Linked DNA regions of Homo sapiens: region 2 is linked to region 1. Evidence: read pairs that join two places in POLR2A ChIA-PET (ENCODE). Cell type or tissue: MCF 10A. All regions are shown on one strand. Links, peaks and the distances in the headings refer to the core of each region. The heading gives the core; the rest is flanking DNA. Region 1 overlaps ANKRD31 (ankyrin repeat domain 31). Region 2 overlaps ANKRD31 (ankyrin repeat domain 31).

What was found. ChIA-PET counts read pairs that join two places held together with the same protein. Peaks named below come from ENCODE experiments on the same cell type or tissue, not always from the same donor. Only the 100,000 strongest peaks of a DNase experiment are listed, where the experiment ranks them.
Region 2: POLR2A ChIA-PET joins it to region 1 with 5 read pairs; 2 of 35 experiments call an interaction of 5 or more read pairs at or near these places.

The regions. Positions count from the first base shown.
Region 1 is chr5:75,085,257-75,097,240 of GRCh38, forward strand. It overlaps ANKRD31 (ankyrin repeat domain 31), which reads right to left. Exons shown (of 26, transcript NM_001372053.1): 23 at 6,005-6,145. Among named protein-coding and RNA genes, the nearest start is that of GCNT4, 39 kb to the left of the region's middle. In MCF 10A, for the core only: no CTCF peak of the experiment used is centred there; a DNase peak (open chromatin) is centred at 6,575.
Region 2 is chr5:75,147,313-75,159,296 of GRCh38, forward strand. It overlaps ANKRD31 (ankyrin repeat domain 31), which reads right to left. Exons shown (of 26, transcript NM_001372053.1): 12 at 6,889-7,033; 13 at 1,264-1,316; 14 at 1-193. Among named protein-coding and RNA genes, the nearest start is that of ANKRD31, 84 kb to the right of the region's middle. In MCF 10A, for the core only: no CTCF peak of the experiment used is centred there; a DNase peak (open chromatin) is centred at 5,729.

The DNA of each region.
Region 1 (11,984 bases), core at 1,839-9,838:
ATAAGCTCCTTGAGGACAGGTCTATATCATATTCATTCAAATACCCTCAGCAGTTCACAGAGTGCCTGACGATACTGGATAAAAGACTCTGAAGTCCCGGCTCCTTTTCTTTTCTTTTAATTTTTTTTTTTTGAGAGAGTCTTACTCTGTCACCCAGGCTGGAGCAGCACACTGGCATGATCTTGGCTCACTGCAACCTCCACCTCCTGAGTTCAAGCAATTCTCATGCCTCAGCCTCCCATGCCTCAGCCTCCCATGCCTTAGCCTCCCTAGTAGCTGGAATTACAAGTGTGCGCCACCACGCCTGGCTAATTTTTGTATTTTTAGTAGATACAGGGTTTTGCCATGTTGGCCAGGGTGGTCTCGAACTCCTGACCTCAAATGATCCACCTGCCTTGGCCTCCCAAAGTGCTGGGATTACAGGTGTGAGCCACCGTGCCTGGCTGTGAAGTCCCAACTCTTAAGCAAGATTCTCAAATTCCCTAAGCCTCAATTTGTGTTTGTAAAAAAAGTGCCTCCAGCTTATTAAATTGTTATGAGGATTAAAAGAGATAATGCATGAAAAGCATCTGGCATACTGTCTAGCACATTCCGAGTACTCAATAAATGTTAAATTGAACAGAGTGAGAAAGGTCTAGGGGATCTTAAAGGTACAGATACCCTTTGGACTCAATCCTATGACCAAACAAAGCCTGGCAATGAAAATGGAACAGACCTGGCCTACTCAATGTGTCAATCCCTTCTCACTTGCCATAGAAAGTAGAGGAGAGGCCCCTGAATGCCATTTGTCAGTTCTCCAAACAACCAGTTATTGGAAACAATAGATTTTGTATGTGTTATGCCCTGACAATGTCCAACACATCTCATAAATCCATCAAAGTGCAGGCTCAGTATGTTCTCACCTATATCTCAGACTTTAAAAATATTTTTATTAGTTAGTGCTGGGCAATATAAGGTGACTTACATATTCCACTGCAGGTAATTCAGACAAAGAACAGAGTTTTAAGAATATCCACTGAGTTAAAAATCTATTTTCCATTAGGTAGGAGTGATTTATTGAACAGGTTAATGAATAGACCTCAGAATGAACAGACACTAGATCACTTCTAGAAAATGTGCATTTCATATTAATGTCATGAAAAACCTCCAGTTGGCTAAAGCATAAGGGCAGTCATTACATTTGTGTATGACTCAAACTCTGAATCCTGAACTAAATTTCTCTGGATTCAAATCTAGCTCATATGCCTACTCTGACAGAGGCATGGTAGGAAGAGCTGGAGGCTAAGTTCTCAGGCTTTTGGACAACATAGCCTCCAGTGATCTCAGCAACTTCACTGTCCAAAACCCATTTTGATGAAGGGCAGCTGATAGGATGCCAGATGAGAACATGTAAGAGAGATGGAGCTTAGTGTAAGGCATGTTCGGTGAGGATATCTGTAGGTTGTTGTGTTCTTGCTTTGCTAAAAGGTAGAACTGGAGGGGTGTTTTGTCCTAAGGCCACTGATGCTTTCCCTGAAGCTCTTACAACACTCCATTATTCCTTAGAAATTAGTCTATGCTGATTCTCCAATATCATACTAGGGAAAAAGTAGGGAGTGTAGAATGTGTGTGTGTACGCGCACGTGTGCACGCATGTGCATACACACACACATGCATGTTTGAGGAAAATAGATGACTCAGCCAGCCAGTATTCTGGAAATGTAGTTAATGAGCCAAGTGAAATTATTAATTAACTTTATTTTGGTAAGGTCTTTGGAAGAAATAAAGTGCAGTATTGTCATTATTAATTGCCATAATAAATATTTCTGTACATCTTATGTAATAATATGCATCAAAAAAGAATGAAACATAACCCACCTTTGCATATACTTCCCTTCTGGGACTCCATTTTATTTGAAAGTATCATCCCATTTTTCATATATCTTCAGAAAAACCATTTGTTGGTATTGACTAATAGAAATCTGTTCGTGGATGGCCAGGCATGGTGACTCATACCTGTAACCCCAGCACTTTGGGAGGCCGATGTGGGGGGATCCCCTGAGGTCAGGAGTTTGAGCCTGGTCAACATGGTGAAACCCCGTCTCTACTAAAAATACAAAAATTAGCCAGGCATGGTGGTGCATGCCTGTAGTCCCAGCTACTTGTGAGGCTGAGGCAAGAGAATCACTTGAACCTATGAGGCAGACGCTGCAGCGAGCTGAGATCAGGCCACTGCACTCCGGCCTGGGCAAGACAGCGAGACTCTGGCTCAAAAAGAAAAAAAAAAAGAAAGAAAAGAAATCTGTTCATGGATGATCAAATAACTACTTTTATTCCATTGCAAGTTTTAAGAAGTCAATCTTACAAAGTTTCACTGCTCCAAGAGGAGTAGAAGGAAGAAAGAATAATTGCTTTTTATCTCAGGGTGGAAAAAGCAAAGAAACCAATAAAAAACTGTAGGTTTTCTTTTAAATTCATTGTAACACAAAATACATTGTGGCTAAGAAAATAAAAATATTTCTCAAATAAAATATTTCTTTAGGAATTCATAATATAAGACAGAAAGTAGTTTCAAAGTGCAAAAACTGCCTTGGAAGAGCTGTTTCTATGGAAATGATGATGCAGGTAAAGCTCACCTTCATGGTACCAACCTCCCCATTCCAGACTCTTTTTTCATACTCCCAACACTCTATGTAGCTAGACGCAAGAGAAAGCCCTTCACATTATTTCTATTTTCAGGATCCAAAACTCCTGGATATTTGTATTTTAAAAGAGATCACATATCTAACCATCTCCTTCCTCTTCTTTCTGTTCTAAAATGTAGCTGAGTAGAAGCTAGGTTCATAGGAGGTTTAGGACACATTGAGAGTGTGAGTAATTGACAGAATAAGGCTGTCTGTCGAGATGAACAATTTCCATCAGTTTCTATGCTCCCACCCCAACCTTTCCATATCTTGATATTCCTAATCATGATGGTGAGAGGAGTTGTTCTTGAAAAGTATGTGTGGGGGGTGAGGGGAACCACAGAAAAAAGTGATCACTAAATCCAAAGGAATGGAAAGGGTGGAAATAAGGATGGAAATTCAGGGAGGCATCCGGATGGGAAGTATGTTTGCAGAAGAGATCTGTCTAGTGTTCCTTGAAGCACTGCCTAAAATAGCAGCCTACTTTTCATCTGCAGTAATTCACTGTTGAGTATTTACAAAAATAAACCATCATTTCCATTCTTATGATTCTTATGATTTTCATCCTGCAACTGTATCACAGAAAGGCATTTTTCCTGTGGAAGTGGGCAATAGTTGCTGCACATGACTAAGGCTTTGCATACATTCATAAAGGTGGCTAGATTGTACTGTGTGCTCTTTTGAGTTCAGAGCAACCTGTTTCTAATGAAAGGAACGTGTGCCTCTCTTGTGCCTTCATAAATACAGAAAAGAATGTACAGGGAATCAGAAGATCAGGTTCTAGTCCTGGTTCTGGCTGGCCTTGAGGCTAAATCAGGTCACTTAACTTCCCAAACCTTTGTTTTCATATCCATGAACAGAAATAATAGTTGATCTTCCTGCCTGATAAAGTTGTTGCGTAAAACTGCTTTATAAATCAAACAGTGCTATTCAAGCTCCACAATCGCTACGTTGGAAGGGTCTTTAGATATCACCTAGCACTACTTATTTTATACATAAGAAAGCTGAAGTTCAGAAAGGTGAAATGGCTTGACCTAGATTAATCATTCTTACTGAGGCTGCACATTAGAATTGCCTGGAATGCTTTTTCAAATATTGCCACTTGATCCCCACCTAGATATTAGATCAGAAGTTATGGGCTTGGAGTCTACTAGGCACTAGTGGTTTCTAAAGGCCCTCAAGTGATTCCAATGTGATCGAAAACCATTGCCCAGATAATATAACTTATAAAGAGTGGAACCAGGAACTAGCTTGGTCTGCTGCCTCCCACCCACAAATCACTCGGCCACACCAGAATGTTGTCCAACAGCTGGGAGGCTGCAGGAGAGAAGTCAGTGATGCCCTCTCTGAGTAAGCATCAGGATTTCCTTGGCAAAGCTGTTCAGCAACTGCTTGGGTTGGGAGTTTGAGTCATCTCTGCACCTACTGGCTCTGTCACTCTGTCAGATACAGGGCAATACCTTGTTTTCTGGCATTCCTTGCCTGACCACCAACCACTCCTGGTCCCATACCACCCCCACCACTCTCAGAACTAGTCAGTAGAAATGTTCACATTTACCCATGTAGCAAAAAGCTCCTTTCCTCAAGAAGTGACTGAATTCAGGAGTTACTCCAAGACAAGAAGAGGCAGAGGTTTCTGTGGTAAACTTTAAAAGACTTTAAAAGAGCCTTTTAAATATTGTAAAGAAAATCACTAGGGTAATGTTTCTCAGCTTGGGGTATTTACTAGAAGTACATCAGTGCCCATAGTAATTTTTAAAACTCCGTTTTCATTTTTTTGATAATCTAAAGAAAATAAGCCTGTTTAGATAATCTGTAGGAATATTTTATATCTGATAATTGCCCTACTTTTAGTGCCCACATTTGCATGTGGCTTCACTATCACATAGGTGCTAAACAGTGTAACTCTAATTGACATGGCTATGAGAAAATGCTAGAGTCAATGAGATATGTAAATGAGGCATTAGTACAGAGTAAGGGCCAAATGATGTTACAGCCAGCTATTCAAAGGCAGGAAATAACAGTAGTTCTAATGGAGAAACAGAGTGGGCAAATGGAGTCATTACCAGGCACACTGCAGCACAGGCATGTTGAGCTCAAAAGAACCTAAGCTACAGCATTCAGTATGCTATCTGTCCTGTGAGCTAAGATTCAGTTTCAGCAAAACAGTATAATCTATCATAAGTGTAAGAAACCTTGTAACAAAAAGGGATTTTCATGGGCAAGATGCTAATTACTAACATTTAGATATGAATTAAGAATCCATGGAAAGGATAGGGTAAAGGGGCTAAGACGAACTGAAAGCAGATGGCCTGGTGACTCCAGGAGTGGGAAACCAAAACAAACTTTGGGAAAAAGTCAGACAGACCATATAGCAGATAGAATCCAGAATGTGCTGATGTAAGTGAAGGAACTGAAACAGTGCTAGATACACTTGCCAACGAGGTCTAGGAGACCAGAATGCAGGGTTGGGGCACAGAATCTGGGACACAGAATATAGACTTTAGGGGCACAAAGGGGACTGGGAGGGAGAGTGGGCAGACCTGGGTTAAACAAAAAAGAGGAGAGAAAGCTATGCTTCCTATTACTGGTACACTGAGGTTTACTGTAATAGTAGAGGTTGAGTGTATCTTCTAGTCTTCGAAACAGTCATGGCAGATGTCTGAAGATTCAGACTTTCCTGAAGAATAATTTTAAGACTGTCCCTGAAGTCTGCAGGTGGATGAACACTAGACCTCAAGAACATCAGTCATTACTGGGCTTATAACTCAGAAGCCAGAACTGACAGGGAGGCTACTAAGTCTAGGAGGTCTAAATGAAAGTAATTCATTTTGAAGGGCTAGCAATTCATGGATAAGGACATGTTCAAACATAAAAATACATGATAATATCTGAGGGCCTTAGGCCTCTTGCCCATTTCTTTTGTATTTAGGAGATTTTGCTTTACTTCATTAGAATAATAACATATTAACTAAGTTACCAATACACCAGTGGTTCCAAATTTTCCATACAAAGACCTGAAATCCCTTGGGAGATCAAATGGGAAGATTAAAGGCATTAAAAGTTCTGAGACTAGATAAGGAGTAAGAAACGGAAGGTGCAGTCAGCTATGCAACCATGCCCATGGGGAATTCTGGCAAATAGGACTTGTGGGAGAAAGTGATGTGTTCATTCTGTGACATGCATGTAGCATGATATGCATACAGCATATACAGAATGAACACATGAATACAAAACTAGCTTGGAGATCTTTCAGATTTCCTTAAAAAATACTTTCATCACAAAAATATGTACTTTTCCATTTGAATATGAAGTTAAAGATAAACTTAAGAATGACCCACCTTACTCCAAGCATAATTCCAGGTCACATAACTGTTGCCTCCCAGAAGATCCTTGAGCCAGGTGACTGGGTTTTTATAAATCTGACCACTTTCTACCTTAAGTTTACCATTCAATAAAATACTGGCTTTGTGGGTAGTCTCCTGAAGTGAAAAATAAAACAGAAATTAAGGTCAAAAATAGCTGAAATATGTGAATTTTTGCTTCTGGCCATGACAAAGTAACAGGGACCACATATACCCTAACACCTGATGTATTTTTGTATATAAATTTAATGTATCTAGAAATGGTCATAAGGGCATGCAGCAAATGATGAACCATCTAGTCAACAAAATCTACAAAAATCAGATTAAAAAGGTGAGAGTCTATGGTATTTGAACCAAGACTGCATCCTCCCTCCCCACTCCCAGCTCTGTGAAGTGGAGACTCCACTCTAGATTGCTGTAGTCAAGACTACAGGGCTCCCTGTTACAGGGCTGTCTTCCTGGGAGGGGCATAACTTCAGCATTTCTCATCCTGCCCCCAGCTACTGTTGCTAAGGCTAAGTTGCCAGCAGCTATAACCAAAGGGTAGAGGCTCCCTTCTCCTGCCCAGCTCTGAGTGGTGAGACAGAGGCTCCACCTTTGGCACGGCACCACGGAGAATGCTGGGATCCCAATCACCCTTGCCTTGGCTTGTAAGGTGGTGGTTTCACATTGGGAGAGGCAAACGGAAAACACATGAAGCTACTGCCTCCCCTCCACCGAATGCTCAGCTCCTAAAGCAAGAGTATCACTTGAAAAATCACCTTTGGCCCCACCCTCAGCTCCAGGGCCATGGCTCAGGGATTCTGCCTGAGAAGAGAAGCAAGGCTTAGAACAGATAGCTCCTAATCTCCTCCCGAAGGAACTAACTTCATTTGCAACAGAGCATGAAGAAGTTCAAGCTCAAGGGCACTATCAGAAATAGTAGAAGTTGTGGTAAAAGGCAATTGTGAGTAGACTGGTAGATTCATTTGAGATGTAGGCTAAGCTGTAGGCAGGCGAGTTTGTAAGAGACAACTGGGAAAAGAGCTGGCAGGAGCCTTCCTAGGTTCATAATAAACTTCAAACACTGACCTTGGGAACTATCCCTTCAAAGGAGCCCACCTTTGCTTGGATTAGTCTGTAGAGCAATTTGTCCCCCTAGGACATTGTTGAAAACAATAAAACAGTCAATGGGCAGTAAGTGGAGCTTAAGAGCCATGGGTGGTCAGGGAGGTCAGGGAAAGAGGTGGCCAAGGCTTTAGTCCCTGAGGCTCAACATTGGAAGTTTAGCACTGAAGTGGGGACTTCACTAAAACAATCTAGCCAGTAATTAAACAAACAAGCAAATAGCAATAAGAAGTCCAAGAGAAGGTGGGGTAGAGTTGCTACAATGCATTGTCTAAAATGTCCAGTTCCAACAAAAAGTTATGAGACATACAAAGAAACAGCAAAGTATGACACACACACTGGGAAAAAAAACAGACAAGAGAAACTGCCTGTGAGAGTGACCAGACACTGGATTTAACAAAGACTTCAAAATAACCATTATAAATATGTTCAAGGAACTAAAGAAAACCATAATTAAAGACATTAAGTAAGGAATGATGACAAGGTCACATCAAATACAGAATATCAATAAAAAAGAAAAATTTATTTAAAAAGAACCAAATAGAAGTTATGGAGTTGGAAAATAAAATAACTGAAATAAAACATTTACCAAAGAGGCTCAACAGATTTAAACTGGCAAGAGAAAGAATTAGTAAACTTGAAGATATTGATACAGAGTATGCAAGACAAAGAAAAGAGAATAAAAATGAAAATGTCTCAGAGAAATATGGAACACCATTAAGCATACCAATATATGCATAATGAAGGAGAGGAAAAAGAAGCAGAAAAAATATTTGAAGAAATATATGCCTAAAAACTTCCCAAACTGGCCGGGCACGGTGGCTCACACCTGCAATTCCAGCACTTAGGGAGGCTGAGACAGGCAGGTCACCTAAGGTCGGGAGTTTGAGACCAGCCTGGCCAACGTGGTGAAACCCCTGTCACTACTAAAAATACAAAAATTAGCTGAGCATGGTGGCAAGCTCCTGTAATTCCAGCTACTTGGGAGGCTGAGGCAGGAGAATCGCTTGAACCTGGGAGGTGGAGGTTTCAGTGAACTGAGATTGCACCACTGCACTCCAGCCTGGGCAACAAGACCAAAACTGTGTCACAACAACAACAACAACAACAAAAAAAACTTACCAAACTTACTGAAAAGCATTAATCTACACATTCAGGAGGCTCAATGACTCAAGTAGGATAAATGCAGAGATCCACAGACACATAGTAAAAATATCAAAAGTCATAAGACAAGGAGAAAATATTAAAAGCAGCAGGAGAAAAATAACTCATCATTTACAAGGGAAACTCAAGAAGATTAACAGCTGTGTTATTATCAAACAATGGAGGCCAGAGGCAGTGGAATGACATATTCAAAGTGTACAAAGAAAAAACTATTAACTAAGAATCCTATATCTAGGAAAACGATCTTTTAAAAATGAAGGCAAAATAAAGACATTCCCAGATAAACAAAAACTGAGAGACTGAGAAAATTGGTTGCTAAGAGATCTGCCTTACAAGAAATAATAAAGGAATTCTTCAGGTTGAAAGCCAATGACCCTATAGGCTAATATGAATCCACATGAAAAAACATACAGTACCAGTAAAGGTAATTATGTATTATAAAAGACAGTATAAATGCATATTTCTTCTCTTTTTGTCTCAACAGATTTTGAAAAGCAATTATAAAAAACAATAGATACAGAAGTTAGTGCTGGGCCTATAACTTATAGAAATGTAATATATTTGCCAACAGTAGCACAAAAGAGGTAGGTGGGAGCAAAGCTTTATTGGGCTAAGGAAATGACTCCACATGGTAACTCAAATCTACAAAAATAAATGTAACAATCCAGAAAGGATAAATAAGAAGGTAGGTATAACAAAAGCTATAAATATGTATTGCTTTCCTTTCTTCCATCAGCTTCTTTAAAAGTCACAAAATTTTACAAAGCAATAATTATATCAACGTATTGTTGGGTTTATAAATTTATAAACATAATATGTATAACAATAATATCATAAAAAGGAAAAGGAATAATGCTCTACAGAAGTAACATTTCTATATTTTACTGGAATTAAGTTAGTATGAATCTGAAGCTGATTCTGATAAGTGAAAATGTATGTTGAGTCCTAGAGCAGCTACTGCAAGCACAACTCAAAAAATATGATGAAAAGTCATTAAAGAAATTAGAATTCTACATTGGAAAATATTCACCGATTGCAAAAGAAAGCAATAAAGGAAGTATAGAGGAACAAAAAGATATGAGGTATATTGAAACAAAAAATAAAATAGAAGACATAAATCCAACAATATTAATAACAATATGAAATGTCAATGGGTTAGTCAACCTAGTCAAAAGGCAGAGATTATCAGACTGGACTAAAAAAAATAAGACCCAACTATATAATGCATATAGGAGACAGATTTTAGATTCAAAGAGACAAGTAAATTTAAAGTAAGAGGACAGAAAAAGTATATCATATAAACCGCAACCACAAGAAAGCTGGAATGGCTATACAATATCAAACAAACTAGATCTTAAAAGAGAAATTGTTACAAGAGATGATGGGGGACATTTTATAATGCTAAGAGGCTTGATGCATCAGGAAGATATAACAATTATAAACATATATGCACTTAAAACACAAAACAGCATGAAAATACATGAAATAAAAATTAACAGAAATGAAGGGAGAAATAGTTCAACAGTAAAATACTTCAATATCCCACTTTCAATAACGTATGGTAGTCCCCTTATCTGTAATTTCATTTTCCATGGTCAACAGTGGTTGGAAAATATTAAATAAAAAATTCTTGGCCGGGCATGGTGGCTCATGCCTGTAATCCCAGCACTTTGGGAGGCTGAGGCAGGTGGATCACAAGGTCAAGAGATCAAGACCATCCTGGCTAACACAGTGAAACCCTGTCTCTACTAAAAATACAAAAAAAAAAATTATCCAGGTGTGGTGGCGGATGCCTGTAGTCCCAGCTACTCAGGAGGCTGAGGCAGGAGAATGGCATGAACCCGGCAGGCAGAGCTTGCAGTGAGTGGAGATCAGACTACTGCACTCCAGTCTGGGCCACAGAGCGAGACTCCGTCTCAAAAAAAAAAAAGTCCTGAAATAAACAATTCACAAGTTTTAAATTGCACAATGTTCTGAGGAGTGTGATGAAATCTCACACTGTCCCACTCTATCCTGCCCAGGATGTGAATCATCCTTTTGTCAAGAGTAATCACACTGCATATGCTACCTGCCCATCAGTCACTTGGTAGAAATCTAGGTTATCAGATTGCAAGGCTTGGGTTTGAGTAATCTTTATTTAATAACATCCCAAAGCAAAAGAGTAGTGATGCTGGCATACTGTTATAATCATTTCTTTTATTATTATTGTTAATCTGTGCCTAATTTATAAATTAAACTTTATCATGGGTATGTATATATAGAAAAAAAACAGTATATACAGGGTTCGGGACTATCTGTGGTTTCAGGCTTCCCCTAGGGTTCTTGGAACATAGCTCCTGCATATAAGGGGGCACTACTATATAGATCAAACAGGCAGAAGATCAGTGAGGAAAAAGAAGACTTTAACAAGGCACTATAAACCAATTAGACTTAACAGGCGTCTATAGAAAACTTCACCTAACAACAGGAAAATACATATTCTTCTCAATTGCACAGGGAACATTCTTCAGGATATGAGCTAAGCCATAAAATAAGCCTAAAAATTTTTAAAGAACTGAAATAATTTACATTCCCACCAACAGTGTAAAAGCATTCCTATTTCTCTGCAACCTCGCCAGCATCTGTTATTTCTTGACTTTAATAATCGTCATTCTGACTGAAATGAGATGGTATCTCATTGTGGTTTTGACTTGCATTTCTCTAATGATCAGTGATGTTGAGCTTTTTTTGGTGTGTTTGTTGGCCACATGAATGTCTTCTTTTGAGAAGTGTCCATGTCCTTTGCTCACTTTTTAATGGGATCATTTGTTTTTTTTCTTGAGGATTTGTTTAAGTTCCTTGTAGATTCTGGATTAGACCTTTGTCAGGTGGATAGATTGCAAAATTTTTCTCCCGTTCTGTAGGTTGCCTGTTCGCTCTAATGATAGTTTCTTTTGCTGTGCAGAAGCTCTTTAGTTTAATTAGATCCCATTTGTCAATTTTTGCTTTTGTTGCAATTGCTTGTGGCGATTTCATCATGAAATCTTTACCTGTGCCTATGCCCCAAGTGGTATTGCCTAGATTTTCTTCTAGGGTTTTTATATTTAAGTCTTTAATCCACCTTTAAAAAAATTTTTTTTTTATTATACTTTAAGTTCTAGGGTACCTGTGCACAACGTGCAGTTTCGTTACATATGTATACATGTGCCATGTTGGTGTGCTGCACCCATTAACTCGTCATTTACATTAGGTATATCTCCTAATGCTATCCCTTCCCCCACCCCCACCCCATGACAGGCCCCAGTGTGATTTTCCCCACTCTGTGTTCAAGTGTTCTCACTGTTCAATTCCCACCTATGAGTGAGAACATGCAGCGTTCGGTTTTCTGTCCTTGCGATAATTTGCTGAGAATGATGGTATACAGCTTCATCCATGTCCCTACAAAGGACATGAACTCATCTTTTTTATGGCTGCATAGTATTCCATGGTATATATGTGCCATATTTTCTTAATCCAGTCTATCATTGATGGACATTTGGGTTAGTTCCAAGTCTTTGCTATTGTGAATAGTGCCACAATAAACATACATATGCATGTGTCTTTATAGCAGCATGATTTATAATCCTTTGGGCATATACCCAGTAATGGGATGGCTGGGTCAAATGGTATTTCTAGTTCTAGATCCTTGAGGAATCACCACACTGTC
Region 2 (11,984 bases), core at 1,309-9,308, 62 kb after region 1:
TTGATTGTTTATGCTTGGATTTACCAAATTTTGTGTTTTTGGGATCTTTTTGGTAATATTCATATACATCTTCTTTATTTATAAATAAACTCGCTTTGCTTCCTTTATTGACTTTTACATGTTCCAGCTTCTGTCTGTTGGAATTTTCATTATAAACATGCCAAATGTGACTTTTAGAACTGAACTTTGGTTTCTATAGAAAAAAAATACATAGTTAGCTTTAATTTTCAGCGGTAGTACTATATCAATTCAATCTGGATTATTGATAAATCAACTATTATTTGATTCAAACTATTATTTTCTAATTCAATCTAACCACAGATCCTGCTGGGATATAGCCAACCTGATATTTCAGAAATGCAGACTAATAGAAGAAAGGCAAATGTAATAGATTTAGACTCAGTATGTATACTAATCTTTACTTTCTACTGTAGATTTTAATTCCTTCTTGCCAGTATTGTAGCACTACTAATCTTATTAAACATAATAAATTTTAATCTACTTAATTTTTATATGCTTTTAAATTAATCAGATCAAAGTTTCCTTTACAAGGAAACTCTGTGTTGGTGTACATCTTTTGTGTCTAGTGGATGGGTGCTATTCCTTTGAGCTGTAAACAGCAAGAGAAAATCAAAGAAAGCAGATTCCAGTAGTCAGACTCTATAAACTTTACAAGAAGCTTTACACAAATGCTTTAGAAACACTCTCCTCTCCCAATTGTTATATAGGTGGAGCTAGAATTAGGGGTTTCTTCTTCTAGTATCTGGGAGAACTATGGGATGGAAGCAGAAAAATTGACTTAAAAACAGGAAGACAGATATACTCTTCAACTGGTCTGTATGAAAAAATTATTATGGGCTGCTAAGATTAAAACAGGAACACAGCTTCCTCTCATTCACACAACTCAAGTACTAGATGAAGAGTAACTGCCCACGATGTAAAGTTTGAAGGGATGGGCTAATACCTTTGACTCTTTCCTGTACTATGCTTAGGCCACAGGAAATTAGACATAGTTGATAAACCTTAAGCTCCATAAAGAGGAGGAGGAAGGAAATGGTTACCAATATATTAGCGTGCCCAGATATGCCATAAACTAACAGCCCAGAACCCTCTGATTCTCATGCAATTATTCTAGTGTCTTAAAAGCAAATGTGAAGTCATTATTACTAAAGCTTCAGCAGTCTTTCTCTTCCCTTTGACAATCTATGAAACAACCAGAAGTTACATCCCTATAAAAATGTTTATTACTAAACATAGATATACCTTGTGTTGGTACACATCCTCTATGTCTAGTGGGTCAATGCTACTCCTTTGAGCTGTAAACAAAAAGAGAAAATCAATGAAAACAGCTTCTAGTGTTTAGACTTTAGACTTCTAAAACCCACCAGTCCTTTGCCACGAGAAAACCAAGTGGAATAAGTGAAATTATGCAAACATTTTATATTAAAATTGGCACATACAACATTCCTATAAGTTCCATATTAGAAATCAAATACTATCTTAAGAGAGCTAAAATATTTCTATAGGGAAAGCAGAGCAGATCTAACAGAATAACTAATACTAAAGATTGGCACTAAACTCAGTATTTATTTTCCCCACAGATATATCCAGATATGACCTTTTTATTCAATAGATTATGTAACTGTGTGCAAGCTACTTTTATAAGGTGAAAAATTATTTTATAATTAATTAGATTATCATCTCCTAATATGCCTGCTTAATAAGGTCCTAATTGAATGCTGCATTCTCTTTAAAGTAAAACATACACAGATGGAAAAGGCCAACCGTCTTGTGAATGCACAGGGGGAAAAAGATTATTTTTAAAAAGCCTGAGTTGATAATAAAAGGAATGTATTTTAGTGTCTCTTCATAGCCTCCTTTATGTAATAAAAGTAGCATTAAAGTTAACTATATATGCATTTGGCTACAAAAGATAAAAACCTAGGAACAATGGCTTACACACAGGAAATATTCAAAGAATATTTGACAGAGGAAGGAATAAATGAATGAACATCTTGTATGTGATACATAACACAAATTTCCCTAAATATAAGCTAGAAATGTAAAATATTTTAATGAGGATGTAATTCAAAAACAGAGCAATTTAATTTATTTCTTGGGGATAACTTTCATGATAGCAATCAAATTATGAGCTGCATAATGAAGTATGACATTGATTCATTCACATTATACAGGTGAAAAAGTCAAACATAATGTCCTTTTACCAAGCAAAAAGGTGCTATTCCTTTGGAGCACCGTCTCTGGGGACTCAATCCAGAGTTTCAGTCTTGATTCTCATCTGCTTAGCAGCTGGCTGACCTTGAGCAAATTTCTTAATGTCTCTGCCTCCATAAAATGCCCATAAATGAAAGCTAATAATAGTTTCAACCTCACAGAATGGTGAAGATTGAATTATATAATCCATGTAAAGTGTTTACATGAATCCTAGGTATAGAGAAAGTGCTCCATTATTATTGTTATTATTATTTTCTAAGAGCAAAAGGACACTATACCTTCTCCAAACCTTTGATCTTAAATAAAAGAGTAGAAAAATCGTATTTTCCAGAAACCACCCTGCAAGGGACATGGTTCCTAAGAGAATCTGGAAGGAAGAACAGGGCTTTATTTTCTCTGAGTTTTAAGACTTTACATTCCCTAATACAACCAACTTAATACCCAGGTATAAATTCTGAGGTGGTGATATTTAGTGATATAGCTATATTATTTTCCCTCTGCCACTCTGAGTTCCCATAATGTACCGGGTACTGTGTTGAGATATTTACATATATTAACTTCAGTCCTCACATTAACAATCCCATAGGTATACAGGTAGATGCAGAGATATTATAAACCCAAGTTTACAGATAAGAAAATTAGGAATGTTAATTTACCCTATAAGCTTTATAGCCTATGAGGCTATAAAGTTAGGACTGAACCCTTGTCCTACATCAAAGTAGATATATTTTACTTTAAGCTAGAAAAGCAGCAAATATATTTTATATGAGGAAAGTTCTTTATTCATCATTCCCATACTTGAAAGTTCTTCATCTGGAACTTAAAAATGAATACTCTGTTTTTATTTATTTAAGTGAAATAATATTCTCTATTTACATACAAATATTCTTTACTTAAGTAACCTAATTTTGCATTCATATTGAAAAGTAGGCTGATAATTAATCATGGAATTTGAAAGTTTAAACTTAAGAAATATTCAAACCATCTGGTGAAGCATGATAACACAACCCATCTTAGTAAATTCTCTCACAAAGGAAGAGTGGGAGCTTAGTCCTATGGAGAAATGTTTGGGATTCCTTTACATGAAAGAAATTTCATTGGGTAGGAATAGATTAAAGTGGGCACTGGTGAAGAGGGTATTCTGGATTTGGAGAAAAGACTAGAATGCTGTAGGAAGCATTCCCAGAAGAGCAAAACAATGCATGTTGTAATTATTTAAAATAGAGAAGTCAAGCAGTTAAGCAGATTATCAAAGCAATAATTTAAAAATATACTTTTGCCTCCAACTGAATTTTATTTGCAATTTTCCATATAGTTTAAAATGTTAATACGATTGTTTTAATAATTTATCTTAATGTGCTTGTATAGACCTGGCTTCAACAAGTTACTGTCTGTCTCACTTCTCATGCAATTTGGCTACTTGGAAGGAAGTTTTTTGCTCTAATGAACCATTAATTAATTACCTCCTGGTAGCCTTCAATTATCAATGAAGTTTTCTCTTTACTATAAAAGTAGAATATTTTGATCCAGGACTTAGTTCTTGTCAATAGCATTCAGACAACTGCATTTCTTGATCAAGTATATGATTTATAAAATAAGTATCCATAAAATAATAAAATAGATCCACTAACCCTAAAGAAAAACTACTCTCACGACTGGTTGTTAGATTGCTCAACTGTACCTAATTTTCAATAACAGACACACCTAACAATAATTGGAAGAACTGTTTTATATTAAATAGAACCCAGCTGGGAAGGAGATTGATATGGTTTGGCTGTGTCCCCTTCCAAATCTTATCTTGAATTGTATCTCCCATAATCCCCATGTGTCATGGGAGGAACCCAGCGGGAGGTAATTGAATCATGGGGGCAGGTTTTTCTCATGCTGTTCTCCTGATAGTGAATAAGTCTCACAATATCTGATGGTTTTATAAAGGGCTGTTCCCCTGCACTTCTCCTTGCTGCTGCCATGTGAAGAAGGACGTGTTTGTTTCACTTCCACCATGATTGTAAGTTTCCTTAGGCCTCCCTAGTCCTGCAGAACTGTGAGTCAATTAAATCTCTTTCCTTTATAAGTTACCCAGTCTCAGGTATGTCTATTAGCAGCATGAGAACAAACTAATACAGAGATGTACTTTAAATTTCATTTAAAACCATTTAGATCGGGAAAAGATCTTTTCTAATAGACTTATCAAAGGGTTTGTGTTGACACTTAATCATTAACCAAGATAGATATGTAATATCTGTCCTGTTATCCTCCTGGACATGAAGGAGCCTGGGTTATGTGTCTTTTTTATGTACTCTCATAGGGCCTGAGCATTCTTTTGTCACATTCTTCATCGTAATTGCTGGCTATCCCTGTTTCTTATTCATCTTGTATTATCAGGCTTTGGCACTATTTAGTGTTTGATACATAGCAACCCTGATACAATGAATGAATGAATGAATGACTCTTCATAGAAAATAAATTCCAGTGGAGGTGGGTTAGAGAGCATCTGTTGTTTTGCCTGCCCAGCACATAACCTCATAGGCAGCTCTCTGAAGAGAGATACCATTGGTTCCTGCTGCCTAGATCCCTGGAGCTGCTTTTATTCTTGACCTTTCCAAGGTCTGGATCTTCAGCTTTTCCTTCAATTCTTGAGTTGTTCTGTCAAGAAACTCCCTTTTCAGCCTTAAGTTGATTACTTGCCACCAAAGAACTTTGAATTTATATTTGTATCAAAGAAGTGACAACAGCCACAGCTGTATTATTTGTCCCCAGGAAGACACAGAGCTTTAGCAGAGGATAGGTTTCCACCGCCAGCCTAAGTTTTGTTCTATTAAGGGAGAACTACAGGACATGTAGGGAGGCCCACTCACTTCATGGTGAGAAGGATTTTCAGATTAAACTTTCCTGCACACAAAGGGGGAACTGCAAAGGTGGAAGCCTTTGTTGTTAAAGGTAATAATATATAAAAGCCTTTGGGAGAAAATATCTGTTGGGGATTTTTTTTCATTAAAATACAGTTTAATAAATGGGAATGAAGCACATATGGATCTCTTGAATGGAAAGAATTTGTTTTTGTTTTTGTTTCAGAGGACTGACAATATTTATTCAATAAATATTTGCTGAATGCCTACTACGTACAAGTCACTTTAATATTAATCAGTAGACAAAACAAAGATCTTTTCCTTCATGGAGCTTAGATTCTGGAGGAAAAAGACAGAAAATAAAAAATAAGTCAACTGTCTAATGTGTTAGGTAATAAGTGCTATGGGGAATGTCTAAGCAGAGCAGGGTTAGAGGGAATAGAGTGAGTATAATGATTCTAAAAATATATGCATAGATTTTTGTGAATCTATGGATATATTTTTAATATATCCATGTATATTAAGAGGTGGAGCTTAATTCTGCTACCTTTGAGTGTGGGCCAGACTCAGTGACTCACTTCTAACAAACAGAATATGGCAAAAGTGATGACATATCACTTTTAAGATTAGGTTATGAAAAGACTGGCTTTTGTCTAAGGTACATTCTCTTCCTCTTAGGTCACCTGCTCTGAGATAGCTGCCAGGTTGTCAGCAGCCTTATGGAGAAGCTAATGTGGCAAGTAGCTAAAGCCTTCAGCCAACAACCAGCAATGATCTGAGTTTTGCCAACAATCATTTGTGAATTTGAAAGTGGATCTTCCTGTCCTAGTTGCAACTTGAGATGACTACAACCTGTGACTCTCATCTAGAACCACTCAGTTAAACTGCTCCCAGAATCCTGACCCTCTGAAGCTGTGTGAGATAAAACATGTTTGTTGTTTTAAGCTGCTAAGTATTAGGATTCGTTGTTACATACTGATAGATAACTAATATAGTGAAGGTAAGAAGGGGGCAGTTGCAGTATTAAGTAGGGTGGTCTAGGCCTCGTTGAGAAGGTGACATTTGAACTAAGACTTGGGGAGGCATATCTGAGGAAAAGCAAGGAGGCCAGCATGACTGAAGTTGAGTAATGGTGGTAGAAAGTACTGGTAAAAGGGGTTAACCAGTAGGGTGGCCAGCTGATAACAGGAACTTCTAGGCTATTGTAAGGATACTGGCTTTTCTTCTAGATTAAAGGGAGAGCCATTGCAGAGTCCTGAGCAGATGAATGTAGAGTTGTTACCAAAAAATCTAACAAATGTATTAGAGAGTATAAAGAGTATGTCATGTATTTAAATTATGTTTACATAATTTTTTATTGAAAACTATAGATCAAGTTCTTTTGTTGTTCAATTTAATAGAGCAGTGGATGAGAGGGAAAAAGTATAGCCATAAGAAAATATTCTTAGGGAATGAATATAAATAATCCTGGCCATTTTCACTGAAAAGGATATAACCAAAGGGGATCATATCATGTTATTTAGTCAAAGGATTTTGGGGAAAAGAAACAAATTTATAAAAGGTTTCTTAACTCTTTGCAATGTACAACCTGCAGAAAAGTATTACCTTTCTTTTTTCTTTTAGAGTCCTATGTGCATTTGCAAACAAGTCAGTGTGATTTATTAACAGAATGAAGAAAAGACACTATTGGATGGATTTTCTCAACACTCATGAGAAAAATAAATTTAATTTCTTTAATTCTAAATTAAATTTCTGTAACTTCACTGATGTGACAAATAGCTATTACAGGGCAGTTTAATCTTACCTGATGTAAGGCATTTTTGATGTTTAGGGATATATCTCTCAAGGAGACGCTTCATACATAAATCCTTGGCCTCATCCAAAGCACATTTTCCATCATCATTTCTAAATAATGGATCAGCTCCATTCAGAAGAAGTAACTCTGCCACCTAGAAAAAGGTTATTTATGTAAGGGAACCCAGATTGAGGGTGTATTACTGTGAATGTGTGCTAGCAGACTACTCTAAGTAACATCAAATATCTCTTTTGAAAATACTGTTTGGATTTATCTATAAATCCTTGTCCAATAAAAAAAGAATTAATGTAGTTGCTACTGAATTTTAATTTGTTGATACATGAGTTTCTTATCATTAAAAAAGACTAAAGGAAGAATGAAAGGGAGAAAGAGAAAAAGAAAGAAGGAGGGAAGAAAAGAAAGGGAGAAGGAGGTAAGGGGGATGGAAGGTGGGAAAGCAGGCAGGCAGAAAGGCAGGAGGCAAGAAAGGCTGAGGTAGAAACATCAGTGGCTCAGCTGCTAGTGAAATGAAGTTAGCAAATACACCAAGAATTAGGACTGGGTTCTGTAGTAGTAAATATAATTTTAACAGGTTCCAGGAGATAATTATGTCTTCCGTCTATACCTGTGCTGCCGCTGCTCCTCCTCAGACTGTTGGTGAAAAAGTGGTCAATCTATTACTACTGTTACTACTTCTCAAACAACCTCCTCTATACAGCTCTCCCTGAGCTCCCCCAATGCCTCACCATCCACTGCTGCCCAGAGAAAAACGACTTCTCCTTCTTTTCACACACATATTACTGCCCAATATACTCCATATTATACTTATTTCTTTCATATCAGTCTCTCCTAGTGTACTCTAACTTTCTTGAGGGTGGGACTATCTTTTTCTTAAATAATTTATTATTTTTCAACAGGAAATTAATGAATATGGTTCAAAATACAGAAGGCTCAGACAAAAATACAATGCAAAATAAGTTTCCCTCCTCTACCCCTGTTCTATTATTTTTTCCTGAGTCAGCCGTGGTTAATTTATTTGGAATTTTTCCAGCAATAGTCTAGTCCAATAGGTATGTATGTATGTATATATACATAATATGTATGTATACATATTTTCTTACACAAATGGTCATATATTATATACACTCTGTATTTTGCCTTGTTTCCTCCACCCTCCTAACAAGTCCTTGGAAACTGTTCCATATCAGTGTAGACTACACTTCCTCATTCTTTTCAGCAGCTAAGCAATAGTTTACTATGTGAACATACTATAATTTATTTCACCAGTACCCTATTAATGAATGTTTAAGTTGCTTCGAAGCTTTTACTACAGATATATGTCTTCATATTCCCAGAGACTATCTTAGTATCTTACGTGAAGTAAATACTAAAAAGTATTGTTTAGTAAAAGAATGAATGTAGGGCAGGAAGGATATGGTGAGTAGGCTTTAAGTAACATTATACTAAAAGAAGCCTAAATTTCCATGTTAATGTATGGAATGAGAGGAAGGATATAAATTTCTATCCAGTGTATGTACCTAAAAATTAAAAGCGTATATATATTTCCTTTTATAAGAAAGCATCCTAGCCTACTAAAGTAGTTTGAATCTTTCTCTCTTACCTTTGATATTATCTAGTTTGTGCCATTCACAGACACAGCAGGTACACTTTCCTCATCTTCCTATAATAAAATGATTATCACAAATTTACATTATGTCAGCCTTTTTTTTTTTTGAGACAGAGTCTTGCTTGTTGCCCAGGCTGGAGTGCAGTGGCATGATCTTAGCTCACTGCAACCTCTGCCTCCCGGGTTCAATCAATTCTTGTGCCTCAGCCTCCCAGGTAGCTGGGAAAAGGTGTGCATCACCACGCCTGGCTAATTTTTATATTTTTAGTAGAGATGGGGTTTCGCCTTGTTGGCCAGGCTGGTCTTGAACTTCTAACCTCAAGAGATCCACTCACCTCGGCCTCCCAAAGTGTTGAGATTACAGGTGTGAGCCACTGTGCCTGGCCACTGTGCCAGGCTTTTAAAGAAGATATATATCTCTCTTTTGAGATAATAACTAGGTGGTCTTGGGTATACCACATCTCTTTTGAAACTACTTTTTAATCACTTTGTACTCTGAGATGTGTGTGTATGTATGTGTGCATGTCCTTCTGGTGTATTAATGTTAATTCATGTTTAAAATCATAAAAGCAATATTTGCACATTGCAAAAAAAGTTAAAAATTACAGAAAGGTATTAAGTGGAAAGTCAAAGTTCCTCCGCACTTATCGTGGTAGGCTGAAAATGCCCCCTCATCCACCCTCACCAAAAGATATCCATGTCTTCATCTCTAGAACTTGTAAATGTCAACTTTATTTGGAAAAAAGACCTTTGCAAATATGATTAAGTTAAGGATTTTGAGATTAGTGGCTTATCTTCAATTATCTCAGTGAGCCTTAAATACCATCACAAGCATCCTTAAGAAAGAGGCTGAGCAGGATTTCACATGCACACACAGAGGAAAAGCTGAGGTAAAGTCAAGGGAGAGGTTGAAGTGATGCAGTCAAAATCAAGGAAGGCTGGCAGCCACTGGAAGCTGAAAGAGGCAAGTAACAGATTATCCTCTACAGCCTCTGGAGGGAGTCAAGCCCCACTGATATCTTGATTTTAGCCCAGTGATTCTGATTTTGGACTTCTAGTCTGTAGAGCTGTGAGAGAATAAATTTCTGTTGCTTTAAGCCACCCAGTTTGTGCTGGGTTATAGCTGTCATAGGAAACCTATACAGATTTGGGTACCAGAAAGTGGGGTGCTATTGTAACAAATACCTAAAAATGTAGACGTGGCTTTGGAACTGGAAAGCCTGGATTGTCTTGAACAGACATCTGGTAGAAATGTGGATGTTAAAGATCCTACCAGGGAGGGCTTAGGAGGAGCATATTAGAGAGAACCTGTATCATCTTAGATAATGCATATATCATCATGAACACAATGTTGGTGAAAAAATGAGCATTAAAGGCATTATTTGCAAGGGCTCAGAAGGAAATATAGAACAAGTTTTTAGAAGCTGGAGGAAAGGCGTTCCTTGCTATACAGTACCAGAAAGCCTAGATTTGTCCTGCAAGTTGTGTGAAAGCAGAACTTATAAATGCTAAACTTAGAGGTTTGGCTGAGGTGATTTCCAAGTTAAGCACTGAGAGTGCAACCTGGTTTCTTCTTGGGGATTATAGTAAAATGTGAGGAGAAAAAGATAAATTGAAGAAAGAACTGTTAGGCAAAAAGGAACCAGAACTTGATGATTTGGGAAATTCTGTCCATCAAGATTGGAAAAGATGGTAAAAGTTGGAGATTCCTGTAAGAAAAGTGTGCTTTGTAGAGAAGGCCAAGGGCATAGCTGGAAAACCTTTGTTAATGCTGAAGAGAGTAGGAATGTGACTCATGGACCCATTCAACCATCTTAGCAGAAGCCAGAAATATAGGTGGGCCTGTGGAAATATCTGTGAAAGATCCTGTTGTCTAGTGGCATGAATCCCTGATCTATGAAAGACCCTGTTGTCTAATGGCATGAATCCCTGTGACACACGGTAAACTCACAAGGTTTTTTGAAAATGCTCTGTCTGCAGAAACACTGCATCTTAGACTGAAAGAGAGAGAATGAAATGAAGAACTGCCAAGATTTTAGAGACAGTAAATAGGTTAATGAAACTACTCACCTGCAAATGTATGCTACCCTTCAAAAGAAAAGAAAACACCAAGAACAGAGAGTTAGCAATGAGTGAAGAGTAACAGATGGCTGTGATATAATAGAGGCAGACTACTCAGAAGCTTAGGAGATTAGCGAATAGATAGTCAAAGAGAGCCTGGCTAAAACTATAGTCCATCTTGGTGGCCCAGAAGAATGTTGTGTATATCCAAGGCAATGTCCTTTGAGGAGATGCTAGAGAAGAAACTTCTGAGTTACTGGTCCCTGGCTAAATGTAGGCCAAACTCAAAACTCCCTGAAGAATGAACATAGTCTATAAGCCACACCAGATCCAACAGTAAAATGTAAAAATCTTTCTGATTCAGGAAGGTTAAACACAACCTCTAACCAATCAGTAATTGACCACTAAATGGTCTTGAACCAAGGGTATTCTGTTGGAAACCAGGATAAAGATAAAAACAAGAAAAAAATTTTGCAAACAGGGTCACAAGACTGCACACTGTGAGGGAAATAGACTTCACAACTTATCAAACAAAGAAGCAACCCAAGTTGGGCATGTGGGTTGGGGGACTCAGGATCCAGAGTTGCTATAATACATTATCTTAAATGTCCAGTTTTGGCCGGATGTAGTGGCTCATGCCTGTCCCAGTGCTTTGGGAGGCCAAGGCAGGAAGATAACTTGAGGCCAGCAGTTCTAAACCAGCCTAGGTGACACAAGCAAGATTCCATCTCTACAAAAAATACAAGTAAAAATAATTTTTTAAAAAGCTGGGTGTGGTGGTGCATGCCTATTGTCCCAACCACTCAGGCAGCTAAGGCAGGAGGATCACCTGTTCCCAAAAATTCGAGGCTGCAGTGAGCTATGATCACATCACTGCACTCCAGCCTGGGCAACAGAGTGAGATTCTGTCTCAAAAGAGAGAGAGATAGTGAGAAGGAGAGAAAGACAGACATGAAAAGAAACACTAAAGTATGACCCATACACAGGATAAAAAGCAGCCACAGGAACTGCTTTGAGAGGGCCTATATGTGCAAAAAAACACTCTAAAACAGCTATTATAAATATGTTCAAAGAGCTGATGAAAGCCATGTTTAAAGAATTAAGAAAAAATATGTTGATAATTTATAAAATAGAGAATATTAATAAACAGAAAGTTTTAAAAAAATCAAATGGAAATTCTGGAATTCAAAAGTATAATAACTGAAAAGAAAAATTCACCAGAGGCCTCAACAGGAAGTTTAAGCTGACAGAAAAAAAGAATCACTGAATTTGGAGAGACAGATTAACAAAGATTACACAATCAGAAGAACAGATTTTTAAAAGAATGAAGAAAAATGAATAGAACATCAGAGAAATATAGGGCACCATTAAGCACAACAACATACACATTACAGGAGTTCCAGAAAGACAGGAGAGA